Linked DNA regions of Homo sapiens: regions 1 and 3 are each linked to region 2. Evidence: read pairs that join two places in POLR2A ChIA-PET (ENCODE). Cell type or tissue: HepG2. All regions are shown on one strand. Each heading gives the region's core, and the rest is flanking DNA. Links, peaks and the distances in the headings are about the cores only.

Evidence for each region. Peaks named below come from ENCODE experiments on the same cell type or tissue, not always from the same donor. Only the 100,000 strongest peaks of a DNase experiment are listed, where the experiment ranks them.
Region 1: POLR2A ChIA-PET joins it to region 2 with 14 read pairs; 5 of 35 experiments call an interaction of 5 or more read pairs at or near these places.
Region 3: POLR2A ChIA-PET joins it to region 2 with 11 read pairs; 5 of 35 experiments call an interaction of 5 or more read pairs at or near these places.

What each region holds. Positions count from the first base shown.
Region 1 is chr20:44,346,078-44,353,627 of GRCh38, reverse strand. It overlaps R3HDML (R3H domain containing like), which reads right to left. Exons shown (of 5, transcript NM_178491.4): 5 at 2,390-2,968. The coding sequence ends at 2,836. R3HDML-AS1 (R3HDML antisense RNA 1) reads left to right here. Exons shown (of 4, transcript NR_184036.1): 2 at 1,678-1,760; 3 at 2,772-3,008; 4 at 5,810-6,076. Among named protein-coding and RNA genes, the nearest start is that of R3HDML-AS1, 5.4 kb to the left of the region's middle. RefSeq lists an enhancer at 98-597. In HepG2, for the core only: no CTCF peak of the experiment used is centred there; a DNase peak (open chromatin) is centred at 1,377; H3K4me3 peaks cover 660 bases.
Region 2 is chr20:44,408,064-44,413,315 of GRCh38, reverse strand. All of the region lies in intron 3 of HNF4A (hepatocyte nuclear factor 4 alpha), which reads right to left. It overlaps MIR3646 (microRNA 3646), which reads right to left and starts at 5,196; the gene lies at 5,113-5,196. In HepG2, for the core only: no CTCF peak of the experiment used is centred there; DNase peaks (open chromatin) are centred at 1,935 and 2,965; H3K4me3 peaks cover 311 bases.
Region 3 is chr20:44,354,301-44,361,850 of GRCh38, reverse strand. It overlaps HNF4A (hepatocyte nuclear factor 4 alpha), which reads right to left and starts at 6,152. Exons shown (of 10, transcript NM_175914.5): 1 at 5,998-6,152. The coding sequence starts at 6,046. R3HDML-AS1 (R3HDML antisense RNA 1) reads left to right here and starts at 6,609. Exons shown (of 4, transcript NR_184036.1): 1 at 6,609-6,832. HNF4A-AS1 (HNF4A antisense RNA 1) reads left to right here. Exons shown (of 3, transcript NR_172878.1): 3 at 930-5,107. In HepG2, for the core only: no CTCF peak of the experiment used is centred there; DNase peaks (open chromatin) are centred at 6,200 and 6,490; H3K4me3 peaks cover 1,996 bases.

The DNA of each region.
Region 1 (7,550 bases), core at 174-2,673, 59 kb after region 2:
CAACAGGTCTCACATTGCCTTCCTGAGCACCAGGATAATGAGGATGACAACCACTGGCATTTATGAACTCTTTAGTTTGTCAGCATTGTATATTCTTAACGTCATTGAATTGTCACTGTCAATATTCCCATTTTACAGATGTAAAAACTGGGATTCAAGAAGTTTCATTAAATCTGTTCTTTTTTTTTTTTTTTTTTTTCTGAGACAGAGTTTTGCTCTTGTTGTCCAGGCTGGAGTGCAATGGCGCCATCTCGGCTCACTTTAACCTCCGCCTCCTGGGTTCAAGCGATTCTCCTTCCTCAGCCTCCCAAGTAGCTGGGATTACAGGCACACAGCACCACGCCTGGCTAATTTTGTATTTTTAGTAGAGACGGGGTTTCACCATGTTGGTCAGGCTGGTCTGGAACTCCTGAACTCAGGTGATCCACCTTCCTTGGCCTCCCAAAGTGCTGGGATTACAGGTATGAGCCACTGTGCCAGGGAAGAGACAAGCCAAAAGTGCCACTGTAAGGTGGGAATTCCACGTGATCTCTTCGGTTTTCCATTTCTGATACTGCCTTCGAGAGCCCATTCCAAAAAATAAAGTAGGAAAGATATAGTCTAAGAACAATGAACTCACAACAGTGTCCTTAATTCTCTCTCTCTTTTTTTTTTTTTTTTTGAGACACAGACTTGCTGTGTCACCCAGGCTGGAGTGCAGTGGTGCAGTCTTGGCTCACCGCAACCTTCACTTCCTGGGTTCAAGCAATTCTGGTGTCTCAGCCTCCTGAGTAGCTGGGATTACAGGCGTGCCCCACCATGCTTGGCTAATTTTTGTAATTTTAGTAGAGACAGGGTTTCACTGTGTTGCCCAGACTGGTCTTGAACTCCTGGCCTCAAGCTATCTGCCGCCTTGGCCTCCCAAAGTGCTGGGATTACAGGCATGAGCCACCACGCCCAACCTCTTAATTCTCTTATTTCACTCATTTCCAGCATTTGGAAGCTAGTACTCACCCCATGCCTCATTTATCTCATCTGTAAAGTGGAGCAATAGTATACGTGCATGCACTTGTGCATTGATCTAGCCTTCTGCAGAGCGGGGCCCAAAGCGCTGTTAGTTCCTTCCCCTGGTCTTCCAGTTGAGCTGGTTTTCCTCTCACCCATCTTCCCCCACCCAGTTCCCATTCCTTGTGTTTTGACCCTCTTGGGAGCCAAGAGAGGGAGGGACCAGAAAGAGCCACTACACTGGATCTCAAAAGACTTTATTGGGGGTGGAATGGGAGGGGGTGACATGCACAGGATGAGAAAATTCATTCCATCCAGGACAACGTAGGGACTCCATGGAAAAGGGCCTGTTTTCCATCCCGGGTCTTCAAAGGAAAAGCTCTCCAGCCAGGCAGGGAGTGGGCCCCAGCTGCAGGGCAAGGTCTGAGGGAGGAGATTTTACTATCTCTGGAGACAAAAGGACTTTTGTGTGCTATGATCCCTGGGTGGGATGGTGGGGGGAGAGGGGAAATGGTTTATTGGAATGAGAGTAAGATTATATGGGAGAAAAAGAATCAGAGATGCAGAGACCAAAACAAAAACAGGCAGAGATAGAACGGACAGTAGACAAAAGAGAGAGAGACCGAGGCAGAGATAGAGAAAAAAAGGCCCAGAGAGAGTCCCCTCAGGCCAACTTTGGTTTTCACTTCTCAGTTCTGAGAGCCGAGGAAGCAGGAAGGAGCTGTGAGAGACTGAGCTCTAACCTTGGCCATCAAAGACAAGCTGTGCAGCTCTGGGTAAGTTACACCCTGCTCTGAGCCTCAGTGTACCCATCTGTAAAAAGGGGGGCCTGGACTCTGTCGTGGCTCCAGTACCATGCAGTGGGGGTGGGGGGGCGGATGTCCACAAGCCAATTTCAATGTTTTTCAAAATCATGGGCCTGAAATGTGCCCAACTCAGGGAGCGAATCACGAGTCCTCAAAGACTGCCCAGAAACTGGTTGACTGTTATGAGACGAATGAAAGCGGGTTTCCTTTCTTTCTTTCTTTTTTTTTTTTTTTTTAGAGACAGAGTCTCACTCTGTCCTCAGGCTGGAATGCAGTCGCTGGATCTCTGTTCACTGCAACCTCCGCCTCCTAGGTTCAAGCGATTCTCCTGCCTCAGCCTCCCGAGTAGCTGCGATTATAGGCGCGAGCCACCACTCCTGGCTAATTTTTGTATTTTTAGTAGAGACAGAGTTTCACCATGTTGGCCAGGCTGGTCTCGAACTGTTGACCTCAGGTGATCCACCTGCCTCAGCCTCCCAAAGTGCTGGGATTACCGGTGTGAGCCGCCGCACCCAGTGGAATTCCTTTCATTGGATGGACAAAGTCATTTGGGTTTGACAAAGCCTGAGAGTTACAAAACCGAGGTGCCAGGTTTTTTATTTGTTTGTTTGTTTGTTTCTAAATAGAGATGGGGTATCGCCAGGCTTTCCAGGCTGTTCTCCAACTCCAGGACTCAAGTGATTCTCCCACCTCAGCCTCCCAAAATACTGGGATTATAGGTGTGAGCCATTATGCCTGGTCCCAAGGTGCCAGTTCTATGCCTTCCAGCCTTGGTTCTCTGAGAACCGAATTAATGAAAGATGCAGGGCTCTTTCCCAGAGGCCCAAGAAAAGAAAGATGCAACTAGGAAAGAAGGAAGGCAAGGAGGTCATTTTCTTTTGACCCATGTTGGACATTTAAGAAGGGGATCTAGGAGGGAAAATTCAACAGGGGGTGATTCTAACTCATATCCTTTAAAGAAACAATTATTTCTCCACCCAGTTTTTTGAGGGCAGGACATGGAGGGTCAGGCCCAGCTGGAGGCGCACCAAAGCCCAGAGAAAATTCAGAACCACGTGAACTTGTTGGATTTCAGCCCCTTGAAGCACATGTTGCTATTGCAGCTGCCTTGATAACTGGGGGGACAGGAGGAGCACGGCTTTCCCATCTTGTACGGGGACTCGCCAATCCAGTTGCCCCTGGAAGAGAAAAGGACCCAGGGAGACAGAGGAGCATTAGGTGAGTAACCTTCACACAGATGTCCAGATCTCAGCGCTGCCACTGACCAGCCCTGGGGACCTGGGGCAAGTCACATCTGCAAGCCTTGGTTTCTTTTTTTTCTTTCCTTTATTTATTTATTTATTTATTTTGTTTTGCTCTGTCACCCATAGCTCACTGCAGCCTTGACGTCCTGGGCTCAAGCAATCCTCCCAACTCAGCTCAGTCTTCTGAGTAGCTAAGACTACAGGCACATGCTACCATGCCCAGCTAATTTTTTATTTATTTGCAGAGATGGGGGGTCTCCCTATACTGCTCAGGCTGGTCTCAAACTTCTGGACTCAAGCAGTCCTCCTGCCTCAGCCTCCCAAAGTGCTGAGATTACAGTCATGAGCCACTGTGCCCAACCTGTAAGCCTTGGTTTCTCCTGTAAAACCAAGAGAAGAGCCTCCTCTCTCTCTAAGGAATTCAGCAAAGATCACATGTATGTATGCACCTAGCACTGTGCCTAGTTAATTAGTGGCTCCCTTGTAAGGGTTGATTTTCTTATTCTTTTTGTTTGTTTTGTTCTGAGAGGGAGTCTCGCTCTGTCACCCAGTCTGGAATGCAATGGTGCGATCTTGGCTCACTGCAGCCTCCGCCTCCTGGGTTCAAGCAATTCTCGTGCCTCAGCCTCCTGAGTAGCTGGGATTATAGGCATGTGCCACCACACCTGGCTAATTTTTGTATTTTTAGTACAGACAGGGTTTCACCATGTTGGCCAGGCTGGTCTCGAACTCCTGACCTCAAGTGATCTGCCCACCTTGGCCTCCCAAAGTGCTGGAATTACAGACGTGAGCCACCGCGCCCAGCCTTTTTCTCCCTCTTTCTCCTTTCAAAGCCTAAAATTGTTCCTCCAGCTCTTGCTCATGGCTGCCTAATAATCTCACCACTGGCCTGTGGCATTCTTTGCCAAGCCCCAGTGCCTTGTTTTCTCACCTTAAATGAACACACCTTTGAGCAGAAATATAATCTTTTTTCTCCAAACGTGATTGTTGAGTGACCATGAGTGAAATCAGCTGAAGTGCTCAGAAAAATACTCACTTCTGGTTTCCTAACAGGACTCATTCAATCATTTAGTCATTCAACAAACACTTCTGGAGCACCTATTGAACATCAGGATTTGTGCCGGCTGCTGTCAGTCCACAGTTCTCAAAAGGTGCTCTCAGAAGTTTGGGGGCGGGGAGAGTGGGTGGTGGTGATACCTGGGATGACATGGAGTTCTTTTTTTGTTTAATTTAACCACTTAGAAAAAAGTTCTGCTTAAAAAAACAAAGGATTGCAATCACTATAGTAGAAGGATATAGAAATGAAAACGGTCGATTTCCCATGCCCAAGAGTTTATAACTTGGTTCTAGTCATGGCCACCATTTATTTAGCATGTACTATGGGCAAGGCACCACAGAGGCTATTTTTATTTTATTTTATTTTATTTTATTTTATTTTATTTTATTTATTTTATTTTATTTTACTTTGAGATAGAGTCTCGCATTGTCGCCCAGGCTAGAGTGCAGTGGCATGATCTCAGGTCACTGCAGACTCCGCCTCCCGGGTTCAAGCGATTCTCCTGCCTCAGGGACGCACCTCCATGCCCGACTAATTTTTGTGCTTTTAGTAGAGATGGGATTTCACTATGTTGGCCAGGCTGGTCTCGACCTCCTGACCTCAGGTGATCCACTTGCCTCGGCCTCTCAGAGTGCTGGGATTACAGGCGTGAGCCACCACACCTGGCCTCACATTATATTTTAATCCTTAAATTCTGTGAGCAGGTAGCATTTACCTTAAAGGGGCTGGGCTTGGTGGCTCGTGCCTGTAGTCCCAGCACTTTGGGAGACTGAGGTGGGCAGATTGCTTGAGCCCAGGAGTTCCAGACTAGCCTGGGCAACATGGCGAGACCCCCGTCTCTACAAAAAACAAAAACAAAAAACAAAACATAAGCCAGGTGTGGTGGTGAACGCCTGTAGTCCCAGCTACTGGGGAGGCTGTGGTGTGAGGATTGCTCGAACCAGGAACGTGGAGGTTGCAGAGCTGAGATTCTGCCACTGCACTCCAGCCTGGGTGACAGAGCTGGACAGAAGAAAAGAAAGGAAAGGAAAGGAAAGGAAAGGAAAGGAAAGGAGAAAGGGAAAAGGAGAAAGGGGAAAAGGGAAAGGAAAAAGGGAAAAGGAAAGGGGAAGGAAAGAAAGGAAGGGGAAGGGGAAGGCCGAAGCCTGTCAAGATAAAATGATGTATTCAAATGCTTAGTAGATGCATTGCAGAGGGGAATCAAACCTAGGCCTGGTAATAACAATAGTAACCAATCTGTATTTCCCACTTATGAGCCTGGGGGCATTACCTGTGTTATCTCACTCAATTCCAAGATTGGGTATTATTTTATTCCCATTTTGCAGATGAAGAAACAGGAGTAGAGAAGTTAAGTAAGATCACACATTTGAACCCTGGTAGTCTTGGCCCCAGAGGCTAAAAATCTTAACAACTATACTGATAACACTCAATGCTTCAAACATTTGATATGTCAACAAACAAACTAGAAAACTTGAGCCTGGGAGGTTGAGGCTGCCGTGAGCTGTGACCATGCCACTGTACTTCCGAGCCTAGGTAACACAGCAAGACCCTGCCTCCAAAAAAAAAAAAAAAAAAAAAAAAATTAGACGCTATTTGTAATGAAATTTGGTTTCTTGTATTTTTCTGTCTCTGATAAAGCTGGGCTGTAACGTGACACATTGTCAATAGATGCCATTTCTAACAAATAACAAGTATCCTGTTTTGAGAATTTGTTTCAGGCTACTAATGACTTCAAGAACATCAGAATAATACAATAGAAAGAATTTGGAATTTGGAATCAAAAGACTGATTCTTCTGAACCAGCTCTACTACTTGTTGGCTTTGTGACATTTGGTAAATTACTCAACCTGCCTGAGCCTCAATTTCTTAATTTGTAAAAAGAATGTCCTCCTAGGGTTCCCCCCTTTTTCCTTCTTTCTTTCATCTCTTCAATGAGATAGTGTGAAAGTAGTTTGTAAATGATTAAAGGCTATGTGACAGTAAAATGTGGTTATTATATAATTTTGGAATTCTAGGGCAGGCACGGTGGGTGGCTCACACCTATAATCCCAGCACTTTGGGAGTCCAAGTAGGGAGATTGCTTGAGGCCAGGAGTTCAAGACCAGCCTAGGCAACATAATGAGCCCCCCATCTCTACAAAAATGTTAAAAATTAGCCAGGTGTAATGGTGCATGCCTGTACTCCCAGCTACTCAGGAGGGTGAGGCGGGAGGATTGCTTGAACCCAGGAGTTGGAGGCTGCAGTGAGCTATGATCTGGCTATTGCACTCCAGCCTGGGCGACAGAGCAAGACCTCGTCCCCCCCCAAAAAAAAAAGAAAAAAGAAAAAAAGAAATTCTAAATATCATGTTTACTTAGAATTTGTTCTTGTTTTGTTTTTGTTGTTGTTGTTGTTTGAGACGGAGTCTTGCTCTGTTGCCCAGGCTGGAATGCAGTGGTGTGATCTCAGCTCGCTGCAACCTCCACTTCTGAGGCTCAAGCGATTCTCCTGCCTCAGCCTCCCAAGTAGCTGGGATTACAGGCACGCGCCACCATGCCCAGCTAATTTTGGTATTTTTGGTAGACACGAGGTTTTGCCATGTTGGCCAGGCTGGTCTCAAACTCCTAACCTCAGGTGATTCACTCGCCTCAGCCCCCCAAAGTGCTGGGATTGCAGGTGTAAGACACTGCTCCTGGCCTGTTCTTGTTTTTCTATGAGAATCTGGAACGTCTGCAAGTTTCATTACGCTTGCTCCCTGTTTCCAAGAGGCTTGTATGCAGGCATCTCCTAAACTCTCCCACCCAGCAAACTGGAGAAGCTAAGCACACTCATTCCTCCTTCCTTTTCTTTGGGATCTGCCTGCCTGCAGGGAGCATGTGTTCTTGGCTGTATTTTTCTTGTCGTAAGCTTAGAGGGCTGGCACTGTACTTCTAAGAAGGGGCCTTTGGCTATCCAGTGTTACCTGCCACTGGATGTGTAGGTCTAATTCAGTAGTGAGATATTTGTAAGCCTAGTTGGCTGGTGTATTGGCAGATGTAAGCCACATTCTCCACTACTGACTTCAGCAACACTGTCTTTCCACCTGTGTCAATCCTGTCTATTTCCCAGTGATTCTCAAACTTGGGTAAAGGAAAAGGATTATTGGGCTGGGTAGGGTGGCTCACGCCTGTAATCCCAGCACTTTGGGAGACCTTGGAAGGAGGACTGCTTGAGCCTAGGAGTTCAAGACCAGCCTGGGCAACATAGTGAGACACCGTCTCTACAAAAAATTAGCGAGGCATGGTGGCATTCACCTGTAGTCCCAGCTACTTGAGAGGCTGAAGTGAGGAGGGTTACTTGAGCCCAGCCAGTCGAGGCTGTAGTGAGCTGTGATTGTGCCACTGTACTCCAGCCTGGGCAACAGAGGGAGACCTTGTCTCAAAAAAAGAAGAGAAAATAGGCCAGGCGCAGTGGCTCACTCCTGTAATCCCAGCACTTTGG
Region 2 (5,252 bases), core at 716-3,215:
GCAAAACAAATTACTCTGGGTGACAAGGAGATGGCCTGGGGATTCCTGAACAAGAGGATCTGGGGGCTCCAACTGCCTTGATGGTTTTGTCCATCAGCAGGAGCTGCATGTACTCCAGACTAACCTCAGCATCAGCAAGGCCAGGCGCTGTCTCCCTCCCTCCCACTGCTGCTCTGTTCCAGGCACTGAGGGATCTGGAGCCTACGCCCACCGGGGCCCCAGGCTCCACTGCCTGCTCCCATCTGGGTCAGTCCTGGCCTGAGATAGAAGATGATCCTTCCACCATCCCGACAGTGGATGGGATAGCCCTTGGAGTCCAAGAGGCCTCACTGTGGAATGAGGCTTGGCTGATTCAGAAAGGAGGGAGGTTGAAGCTGCACCAGACCCGGCTTCCTGTCTGGAACCTGCCACTCTGTGTGCCGGTGGCAATCGCAGCCTCTCTCTGGGGCTCAGTTTCCCTACCCGTAGGCATTTCCCTGCCAGCCGGCTCCCTGCACTCTTTCTCGTCTCAGGGACTGGCATCAAGCCTGGCCACCTTCCTTGGCTTCCCCTCACACCCCAGTGCTGTCGTGATCCTGACAAACAGACCTGCTGCTCCCTCCCTGCTCCCAGGCCCGCTGTCTCTCCTGGATTAGATCAGCCTCCTCCTGGGCTCTGCTTCTGCCTTGCGCCTGCAGTCTGTGTTCCTCTCAGAGACAGAGGGATCCGTTCAAGTCATGTCGCCTGCTGCTCAAAACCAGTGCCTTCCAACCTCACAAGTCCCCAGGGCCCTTCCTCTCCTCTCGGATCGCACCTTTTACCGGCTTCCCCCTACACACTCTGTCCGCGAAAACCCGCCTCCCCACCTGGACGCATCCGCACGCTTGTAGGCTGCTGTGGTCACTGCCTGGGGTTCCCTTTCCTGCACAGCGCAGCAGCATCTTCATTTCACTCCTGCCTCTGCACAAATGTCGCCTTTCAGACACCCTCTCCAGCCACCCTGTCTAACACAACATGACTCCCACCCTGGCCCTGCCCCCCATGCTTTATTTTTCTTCAAGTCACTTATTGTAGAATTATTTGTTACTTCCTTTACTATCTGTCTCTCTCTGAGAAGGAAAGCTTCAGAAGGCCAAAACTCCATCCCTCTAGTTCACTGCTGTAGTCCCAGCCACCAGAACAGGGCCTGGTTCACAGTAGGTACTCAATGAATATTTGTGCAGTGAGAGAACGAAGGCATTGGAAGAGACAAGCTCTAATTCTTTTTCTTTTTTTTTTTCGAGATGGGGTCTCATTTTGTTGCCCAGGCTGGACTGCAGTGGTGCAATCATAGCTCACTGCAGCCTCAACCTCCTGGGCTCAAGCGATCCTCCTGCCTCAGCCTCCCGAATAGCTGGGATTATAGGCGTGTGCCACCACGCCTGGCTAAATTTTTTTTTTTTTTTGAGAGACGGGGTCTCATTAGGTTGCCCAGGCTGGTCTCGAAAACCTGGCTTTAAGTGATCCACTCAGCCTCACAAAATGCTGGGATTACAGGTGCGAGGCACCACACCTGGTCATAAACTCTAATTCTTATAAGAACCCTATTTCTCCAGGGAACATTGACACCCCAGCTATTCAACTTTCTCTTGATGTTGACACATTGTTAAAATCAGAGAATAAAAGTCAAATCCTTTGCACTTGAGCCCGGGAGTCAGTGGATAGAACAGAAGTCCAGAGGCAAGCAACCTCCTCTCAGACCACCATGTGGACGGGGCCAGCTCAGAGCACGGCTTCCCTGACCGGGCCGTCCACCCCACCCGCCCACACCCCTCCCACGGCAGCCTCCTGCCAGCACCCGCACCCACCCATCAGGGCGCCGAGTGGCCGGCGGGCGGAATGAAAGGGCTGCTGTCAGCAGCTGCGGATAGGGCTCCTCAAGGTTAGGCGGGCGTTATCAGTGCCCGGCGCGAGCTCAGTCACGGAATGATGTTTTCCAAATGTTTGCTCAGTATTAGCAGGGTCGGGGACCTAATGTAACTTCTATTGAATATTAACCGACCTGGGCAGAGGCGGAGAGGTGATGAGCCTGTCTTCCCAGGGAACTCCTGGGTAGGGGGCTGTGGGGAGCAGGGCAGGGGCTTCCGAGGAAGGCCTCTTCAGATGGCCCCTGGCCCATCACCTACGCTCACCTCCTGCAACTCTGGGTCCGCTTTCTGGGCTGGGTTTTTGATGCCAGGAGCCGAATATTTGTCCTGGGCCTGACAGCTTAGGCCAAGGCAGGTGTCTGTCTCCCTGGCTTTCGGTTGCAGGAAAGAATTCTTGACCTGCTGTTGGCCCACTGACCCCCAGGGTTCTCCCTGGATTCTTTGGCCTTCCAGGGAGCCCCTTCCAGCCATGGTGGACTATCCTGTGGCAGAGACTTATAGGCCCATGAGACCTGAAGCCCCTCTCTGTGGTCGAGAGAAAGTTTCAGCCATCTAGATCAAGAAATGTGCCTCCCAAGCTGATCACTGCAAGTTTCACTCCAGGGAGCTTGGTGTCTGCTCAGCTCTGGGGAGCCTGAGTTCTAGACCTGACTCCACCCCTGACCCGTCACATCACCTCTCTAGCCTCAGTGTCCTCTTCTGTAAAGTGGGGAGCAGGTAGATTTGATGACCTCTTATAGACTCAGCTGGTCTTGAAATCCTACCTTTCCAGCTCACACTTTCTGGTTCTCAGGGACTATTTTAGGGTTTCAGTCCTCAAATTCTCCTAAGGTCATCAAGAAAAAGAAATAAAAACTTGTCCCAACTCTCCTGGCCAGTGAGACTTCCACCGAGACTTTCTTTTGGCTTTGGGAGCTTCCCAGCAGGCTGAGGAGGGGTGGTGGGGCCTAGAAGACAGGCACAGCTAGGAATACCCTCATTTCCTATGGCTTGACCACAGTGGCAACTGAACACTTTGTCACTCTGGCCCGTTCTCAAAACAACCAAGTGACTGCATGTGTCATGATCTTCCAGGTAACCCAGGCATGTAAACAAACACTAGCATCGACTAACCCACGCTCACTCGCCATCAGCCAACTCTCCTATCCTCCGGGCAGCATGTCCGTTTCCCTGGGCCAGGAAGCAAGCAGCTATTTTCAAGGCTGAGCTAAGGCTGAATGGTCTGGGGCTCTCATCCCCCTTCCAGGAGCCTAGTAAGGGGTTTGCTGGCTTTGCAGCAGCTCAAGAAAGGGCCAGGGGCCGGGCGCAGTGGCTCATGCCTATAATCCCAGCACTTTGGGAGGCCGAGGCGGATCACCTGAGGTCAGGGGTTCCAGACCAGCCTGGCCAATATGGTGAAACCCTGTCTCTACTAAAAATACAAAATTAGCCAGGTGTGGTGGCACATGCCTGTAATCCCAGCTACTTGGGAGGCTGAGGCAGGAGAATCACTCACACCCAGGAGGTGGAGGTTGCAGTGAGCCGAGATACTGCCATTGCACTCCAGCCTGGGCAACAAGAGCGAAATTCCATCTAAAAAAAAAAAAAAAAGAAGGGACCAGGGAACAAACACACCCATCCTAGTGGGCAGTGTGACTTGTGCAGGTAGGTCAGGGAGTGAGGAGCGAGACTCATAGGGCTGAAGGGTTCATTATCCAATGTCCTCATTTTATAGATGGGAAAACTAGAGCCCAGAAGAGACAGAAATGTCCCTAAATTACACAAGTGAAAATGACTCTGGATGTCTAATAAAAGACATTTATAACAACTGACCACACGCAGGACCAGGCCACACGCAGTGGAGGTGGGTAGCCATCCACTCAGGAGGGCTGCCAACCCCTCTCCCATCTGCCTGTCACAGACCTGAACTTTCACTGTGAGAGAGCTGTTCTCTCAAACACAGTGCCCTCTGGATGACACCTATGAGGAATCATAGTGCCTAAAATCTTAGGCTTTTGGGATAATGGAATCACTGACTAATACAACCACAGAAATGTTGGAACCTTAGACTGTAGTTCTCAATCTTTTTCTTGCCTCCAACTGTTCACACATGCATCAGGTTCCCATTCATAATCTTTCCCAGTCCACAAAATGGAAGTTGAAGTGGATGAGACAGGCTTAACCCCATTGAAAACTGGGTTTGGGAGAGGAGGGAGTATTTGCAGCTTAAAAAGCCCCTCTTGCCCTTGGAGAACCACTGATATCTAGATGTTAGAATTGCAGCGTTCAGAGCAGGCCTTGGGGACCACCCACTCCTGCATCGGGATCAGCAAGCCCAGATTTTCCAAGACAGCTCATGAGCCCAGACTAAGGTCCCATAAGGATGAGACATAGAAGATATTTCCAAGGGAGGGGGCAGAGAAAACAGGGGGCCAGGAGCAGATACAGGGGAAAGAGAGTCTACCAAAGCCTCCCCTCCCCTCCTTCTCAGTGGGCCCTGGAGCAAGCTGGGTCCTACGTTCCTGCTTCTGGGGTGTGCTGGGGTGATGGGGGTGAGGGGTGTTTGTACCGAACTAGCAGGACTAGACCAAGGTTTGGCTGGTACGGCACAACTGTGGGCTAGAAGGGAAGGTCTGGGACTAGTCGCAGAGCTGGGAAAGGTTGAGTTTAGAGGAGCAGGAAATGAAGAGATTCGAAAATGAACTCGTTACTTTTTTATTTTTTTTGAGAGAGTCTCGCTGTCTTGCCCAGTCTGGAGTGCAGTGGCATGATCTCAGCTCACTGCAACCGCCTCCTCTTGGGTTCAAGCAATTCTCCTGCCTCAGCCTTCCGAGTAGCTAGGACTACAGGCATGCACCACCACGCCCAGCTAATTTTTTTGTATTTTTAGTAGAGACGGGGTTTTACCATGTTGGTCAGGATGGTCTCGAACTCTTGACCTCAAATGATTTGCCTGCCTCGGCCTCCCAAAGTGCTGGGATTACAGGCCTGATTCACTGCGCCTGGCCTCAAGTTACTTTAAAGCAGTTAAAAGATTTTTGCTTCCCTTGCTTGGGCTGAAAACAATTTTAAATGTCCCTGGTATCTGGAGAGCATAAAATAATAGACAGTGCTGAAGTGTGGTCCAAATAGCAGAAGCTCTGGGACTTCAGATCTTCCAAGGATCAGTTGTGGGGCCCTAGGCAAGTTGCTTAACCATTGTGGGCCTCAGTTCCTTCATCCACAAAAAGGGAGGAATTGTAATAGGTTCAATGGGCTGGGCTCATTTCATTTTCACAACATTTTCCCATATAGGGTTGTCATGAAAATGAAATGAACCCAACCTACTGAAGTGTGGAAAAAGCACAGCCCAGTGACTGATACCTGCTGGTAGCAGGAAGCCTGGCA
Region 3 (7,550 bases), core at 4,727-7,226, 55 kb after region 2:
TCCTAAGTCCCTCTGTATCCCACAGTGCCTTTGCTGTCCTTATCATGGCACTCTGTCTTTGGTTGCTGCTGGCTTGTCTGTCCTCCTGCCAAACTGAGCACAGTTTAAGATCTGAAGCAAAGTTGTTTTTTTTGTTGTTTTTTTTTGGTTTTGTTTTGTTTTGGTTTGGTTTTGAGACATAGTCTGACTCCTGTCGCCAGGCTAGAGTGCAGTGGCGTGATCTTGGCTCACTGCAACCTCTGCCTCTACCTGGTCTCTAACTCCTGACCTCAGGTGATCCACCCACCTTGGCCTCCCAAAGTGCTGGGATTACAGGCATGAGCCACCACGTGAAGCAAAGTTTTATCCTCCTGTGTTTCCCCAGTGCCTTACAAAATGTCTTAAATACCATAAGCCTCCAGTGGAAGATTGTTGAAGAAATGAACAAATGAACAATGAATTAATGAATACGGGAGGCTTCTGGGTTGAGGCAAGATGCACTCTGGATATTTAGTTCCTCTGTTTACTAAATGGGAGAAAGTAAGGCAATGGTTTCCATACCTCAACTGAACTGCATACCCTAAGTCACACAAGGAGCTCAAAAAATTACAGACTCTTGGAACTCACCCCAGGAGACTGATTCACTGGGTCTGGAGTGGAGCCCCAAAATTGTTTTAAAAAGTTTCCTATGTGCAACCAGGTTTGTGAATCATAGGGGCTGAAGACTGAATTGACGTAGGATGGGAAGGTGATGTGGGAGGGGAGATAGGGGAAGGGCTGGAGAGGGGCCATATTTTAAGAATGAAGGGTGGGAACAGCCATAGCCTGATATTGGACACGGTCCCATAGCCAGCCAGCATCTGGGGTCCTACTCGATTTTGGGCCTATCCACCCTTCACAAGGACACGGCATGTTTGTTATAGCTTCTATTACCTTTTCTCTTTCATTAGCTCATGGAATCTTCACAACAACCAAGGCTCATTTGATGGGTGAAGAAACTGAGGACCAGAGAAGTGAAGCAAAGCACCATCATCATAGAGCTTCAAGGGGCAGAGCCACATCACCAAACTGTCTCCGACAATGGCCTCTGATCTGTCCTCAAGCTGATGCTATTGGTCAAAGGGACTAGGCCTACATAGCTAGGAAAAATTAGGCTCACCTGGCACTTAAAAACAGATATACAGTATTGCCCTGATGGAAGATTGTTGACATCCCCTATCTCTTCACTTGTCCTGTTTAGAGCACTTGAAGATGCTGCTATTCCAGGCTACCTCAGCCCACCCCTTCTTATCCATCCATTCATCCATCTTTTCATCAACCCACTCATCACATCATTTGTCCATCCATCCTTCCCCTAACCACCTACCCATCTATCCAGCTACTTATTCATCCATTTATCACATGCACCTACATATCTTTCCATCCATCTACTTACCCATCCATGCATCATCCTCCACACCCAACCATCCACCCATAACATCTTTTTATTAATCCATCCACCCATCTATCCACCCAGCCATCTCCCCAGTTACTCATTCATTTGTCTCATCCATCCAGCTATTTCTCCCTCTATTCCATTCATGCATCCCTCCACCCATCTATCACATCCATTCATCACATCACATTCATTCATCAGTCCATTCACCTATCCACCCACCTAAACATACATTTATTCATCCATCCATCTTCCCATTCATTCATCCACTTAATTAATCTTCAATCAAGGTCTACATGGGATCAGGCCCTGTGGAAGGCTGGACTATAACAAAAAGAATGAGATAGATACAGACCTTTCCTTTAAGGAGATTCGAGGTACTTACGGAAATGAGCAACTACCAAAGAAGCAAAATAAATAACCAAGGGAAACTTGTTAAAGGGAAAATAAGGGTAGAAAAGTAATAAGGCCAGGAGTCAGGTTAGCACACAGATATGCATGTTTAGCATCTCATCCTCAGAGTTACTCAGGGTAGTACCAGATTGGCACTGAGCAAGATCCTGGCACTCAAAGCAGAACAACACAAGAGTCACAGTCTACTCTACTCCATTGTGGTAGACACTCCCCAGAACTACCTTGTTCTCCTATAACACAGTGGGGTTATATGTGCCCCAGGGTACATTTGGCTTTCTGGAGACATTTTTTCTTTGGCAAAACTGATGGGAAGAGATGTTACTGGCATCTGGGGAGTAAAGGCCAGGGATGCTGCTTAACATCCTACAGTGCACAGGACAGCCCCTCACCACAGAGAATCTTCCAGGCCAGAAAGTTAACAGTGCTGAGGCTGAGAAACTCATTTATACCAGAGCCTCAGTTCTGTTTGGAGCAGGAGTGTGCCACACCCCAAGAGAAAAATCACTGGTCTAGGTCCATCTTGGCTTTCCCATCTCTTTCCACTACATACTTGTCTTCCCAGCTTTCCTTGAACTAGGGGAGTCTGCCAGGAGGTTTCTGGGGAAGTTTTGCTTTTGGATAAAAGAAACAAGGGCACTGAGGAAAACCTCTTCTCCTCCTGCCTCCAGCTTCAGACACGTAAGTGCAGACATGACAGCTGAAGCTGGGACAGCCAGTTTGGGTTATAATGGGGCAAATACAAGGACCAAAGACAACGCAGTGAGGAGGGCAGAGAGGAAGGAAGGCAAGAGAGTGGGATCTGGCTGACATTGATGATCATCATTGTAGCGCTGTTTTAAGCCCATCATTTCACTCATCCAACAAATGCTTATTGAGCATTTCTTCTGTGCCAGTCACCATGTGAGACATAGTGAGACAAACAAGGCTGAACAAACTACCCAGGTCCCAGAACTCACGGAGTTTATAGTCTGGTGGGGCAGCCAGACACCACAATTCACACCAGCAACTATCTGATCAGAGCGATGACGAGAACCGCAAAGCCAAAACCAGTGTGCCGTGGAAGCACCGGAAGTCCAGGGAGGGCCAAGTCCACCCAGCATCACCACACCAAAGAGCAGCTCTTTAGAATCCTGCTAAAGCTCAAAAACATGAAACCACAACGAGGATTTCTTGCGTGCTTGCTCTGGACCCAGGACTGTTCTAAGCACTCATGGATCCTTCCATTTGATCCTCACAACAGCCATGTCTTCCTCTGCCTCTAACTGAGGCTCTGCTATGTGCCATGTCCCTGACCCACCAATGCACCTCTACTATAGTCATCTTAGGAGATGATTAATGTTATCCCCATTAGAGAACCCCAGAAGAAGATTTTTTGTTTGTTTTTTGTTTTTTTGTTTTGTTTTGTTTTTTTTGAGATAGAGTCTTGTTCTGCTGCCCAAGCTGGAGTGGCAGTGGCATGATCTCAGCTTAATGCAACCTCTACCTCCCAGGTTCAAGTGAGTCTCATGCCTCAGCCTCCCAAGTAGCTGGAATTACAGGCGTGTGCCATCATACCCGGCTAGTTTTTGTATTTTTAGTAGAGACGGGGTTTTGCCATGTTGGCCAGGCTGGTCTCGAACTCCTAATCTCAAGTTATCTGCCCGCCTCAGCCTCCCAAAGTGCTGGGATTACAGGCGTGAGCCACTGCACCCAGCCTGGGAGAGGGGTTTTGTTTCCTCGGAGCACTTGTTTCTTTTCTCAGAAAGCAAATTTTTCTTTTCTTTTTTTTTTTTTTCTGGAGCCTTCCAGCAGACTTCAGTAGCTCATTTTACAGATAAAACATGTGAAGCTCAGAGAGGGGTAATGATTTGACTCACAAGACCACACAGTTTTTTGTTTTGTTTTTTTTTTTTAAATAAGGTAGATCTAGGATGCTAACCCAGGTGTATTTTATCAAAAATATCAAATCAGGGTCTTTCAGCCACTCTCACACACATACACATAGGCACACATACACTGCAGTGAATGTTCCACTGCCCCAGGACAAAAGTGCTCATTTTTTGTGGATGTACTGCAAGGTCACTGGAGTTCTCCTTTCTCTGTCCAGCCATATCTGTGGCCTAGAGCAGAGGGCCAGCAACAGCTGGATTGTGTCAAGTCTCGAGTCAGATGACATTTTTTGTTTGTTTGTGTTTTTTTTTTAATCTTGAACCTTAGTTTTTTCTTCTGTCCTTGGAGATTACAATATTATTTATCTCAGACAGCCGTTTGGAAAATGAAACAGCTGTCTGAGAGATAATAGTAGAACATTCACTAACCCATTCATCCATCCATTCACCCACCTACCTGTCGATAGAAGCAACCATTCTAATAATTGCTGAATGTTTGCTATATAATGAGTATGACACAGGAGCAGAGATGAAGAGACATGAGGACATCCTACAAGGTGCAGAGACGTGGGAGACAGTGAAAGGCTGTCAGGTTATATTATTGTATCATCCTTTAAGAGACACTGTGGGGCCTTCTGTTCACCCCTAGCTTAGCCTTATGACCTGGGCTGTCCTTCCCCAGAAGCTGTCTGGCCCCTTTGAGAGACAATGTCTTCCCCTAGCCACAGGTTCAACCAAGTCATCCATTGGCATCTATACTCCAGGTCTTAAAATTGTGGATTAAGGGTGGCCTCACCCTTAATCTCCTCTATGCTATCTCCTCTAATCTCCCCGCTCTCTGGGAGATAGGTCCTGTTGTTATCTTCATTTTACAGATGAGGAAATAGGTTCAGAGAGGGGAAATGTCTTGCCCAAGGTCACACAGCTGGTGTGTGGGATGGGTTCCCAGGCTGTTGGTTTCTTCAGCCTCTGCCATTTCCAGTGCATCACATATTCCTGTTTGATGGGGGTCAAAGCAAAGAAGATTCTTCCTGACTAGAGTCAGGAGATCAGGCCCTGATTCTGTCATTCCCTGGCCCTCTGTCCTCAGCAATTGATGACATAAATGTTGATTGTGTCTTTGCAATGCACGTGGTATCAAGGGCTTTACATCCTTGTTCCCCACGGCATCCACCATGATCTTAAGACACATCCTAGTCCTGTCTCCACTTCAGAAAGAAAGCAAGAGGCACGTGAATGTTGAGCCGTGTGACAGAGTCACAACTAGACCCCGAGGTCTGCTGGATTCCAGAGACCAAGTTCTGTGCGGGTGTGTGATTTGAACAGGTTTATAAAAGGCACCCAACTTTTAAAAAATCCAAAATGTGTCCCCAAAAGATAAAACATTCTCTTGAATTTCCCTCCTCAGAAACAAACCTGTCACCAATTTTATTGTGTCATTCCACGAATTTTCTATGCGTGGAATGTACACGTATACGCGTGTGTACATATATACATCTATATCCGTTTCGCTATCAGCAACTACACAGTTCTTCAGTGTACCGTTTTCACTTAATTTAACTGAGAGGTTCTTCCCTGTCACACACAGATGTGCGTTGTTTCCTTGAACAATGGGATAGCATTCCACTGTAAAGACGTCTCACGCTTTATTTACCCGTCTTCCCTCTGCTGAGGGACATTGGGTTGCTTCCAATGTGGGGGTCACCCTAAGGAGTGAGCCTGAGCCTTTCACTCTCAGTAACACATGCTTTCTAGCCCTGCATCTGAGTTTCACACGTCCGCACAAGATATTCTCATTTTCCAACGCTCCACCCTGCGCGGCGCTTTCTACCTCCTCCCCATTATCCAGAGCCAACGGAGGTGCGGAGCGACCGAGCTGCCCGGTCCCACGCCCAGCTTGATAATGCACCAGCAACGTGACCTAGGCCCAGCAAGCCTCTCCTGGTGGACCTCAATTTGCCCCGCATCGAAACAGGACGGTGCTTCCAAGCCCCACCCTCTGTGGGGTTTTGGAAAGACCCCTGAGATGCATTCCCAGGAAGGCCTCTGGACAGACAAAATGAGCCAAGCCTCTGCCCCAGGGCTTCTCGGCCCCTCCCAGCACTTCTCGCACCAAGCAGGCCATGCCCCGGCTTGAGAGCTTAGGGAAGCGGTCACATTGCCTCCGTGGGGCTTCCTGCCCTTCCAGAGGAGCTCCAGGAGGAGCTTTGGGCCCGTAAGAAACACACGGGGAGGTGTCCCATGGCCTCCCAAAGCTGACCGCAGTCCCGCCCTGTCCAGTCTTCCCCCAGCCCCACTTACCGTAAGAACTCTCCACTGGAGCCCCGAGGGGCGCGTTCACGCTGACCATGGCCAAGCCCACCCAGCCGGAGAGCTGGGGGCATGGAGGAGCAGGGGCCCGCTCACAGCAGCAGCACAGCCACCAGGAGCCCGTCCACCAGGAAGGCGGTGAGTGCGGCCAGCTGCCACCGCCCGGTTATCTTATTGATTCTTCTAATCACCCAAGGTGGGTGGATACGTTAAAGAGTAACCAGTCACTTAGGGAACCCGCGGCTGGGGACTGTTGCTGTCTCCATGGCAATGGCGACCTGGCCAGACCTGAGGTCCACTCGGGTCCTAGTCCTGCACTCTGGGGTTAGGGGAACCCAGAGCCAGGTGTATGGGGACATCAGCCCCCCAATTTGAGGACAGGGCCGGAGCAGAAGGGGCTGGAGAGGTGAGAGTCCAACCTGGGTTGGGTTTTATGGCTCCAAACTATGGGTGTGTCACCATGCAGGAAGTAGTGGGAAAACCGAGGGAGGGGCAGAGGAAAAAAGGAGGGTGGAGAACTGTGTTTAGTGAGTGCCTACTGGATGCTGGGAGTTGCATACAGGCGTTACCATATTTAAATTAAACCTTGAGATGAAGGGACTGAAGGACAGAGAGAAATTGCATGCCTGGAGTCTCACTGCTAGTACATAGAGGTGTTATCTTCCTTTCATCTAACATATTTATTGAGCACCTACTATGTACCAGGCCTTGTGCTAGACTCTGGGGATATGGAAATGAGCAAAGTAGATGTACCCCCGAAACTTGTGGACTAATGGAGGAGACGGACCTTAATCAGATCGTCATTCAAAGATACTATTACAAACTGGTGAGTGATATGAGGGGTGGAGAAACATGGGGCTGCCTCCAGGCCAATGGGACAAAGTCATCCTGTCTGGCGTCTCCTCTGGTCTCCTTCCCCATTCTAAATTCAACCTGCTGCTGAAACTCACACACTCTGTTTTAGCTCCCTGGCATGTTAGACACCTGCCACCTAGCTTTTTTTTTGGAACAGCCCCGTTTCTTTTGTCTCAGTTTTGGATCTCACCACCTGCTTGGGGATTCTGAAATCAAGGTCATTCATCCTGTTAGAGAGAGCTGAAATGAGAACAGTGAAACAAATTCTGGACTCAGAAAAATCAGAAAACTCCAGCTCTATTATTTTCTTGCTGTATGTTTTTTAGTAAATTATTTCATTTCCTTATAGGAATACCTAGCTCATAGTTTGCCCTGCTTCTAAAATAGCTAATTGATAATATTCCTCTTCTCTTCCCATAGTCTCTTTTTTCAGCTTTATCAATCACCTCAGAGGGACCTTCAGCCCCTACAGATGGGCATGGGTTGCATTAAAATGTCCTTTCTTTTCTAAAACAACAGTGATAACAAACGTTAGATTTTGGGGCCGGGTGCAGTGGCTCACGCCTGTAACCCCAGCATTTTGGGAGGCCGAGGCGCACCGATCACGAGGTCAGGAGTTTGAGGCCAGCCTGACCAACATGGTGAAACCCCGTCTCTACCAAAAATAAAAAAATTAGCCGGGCATGGTG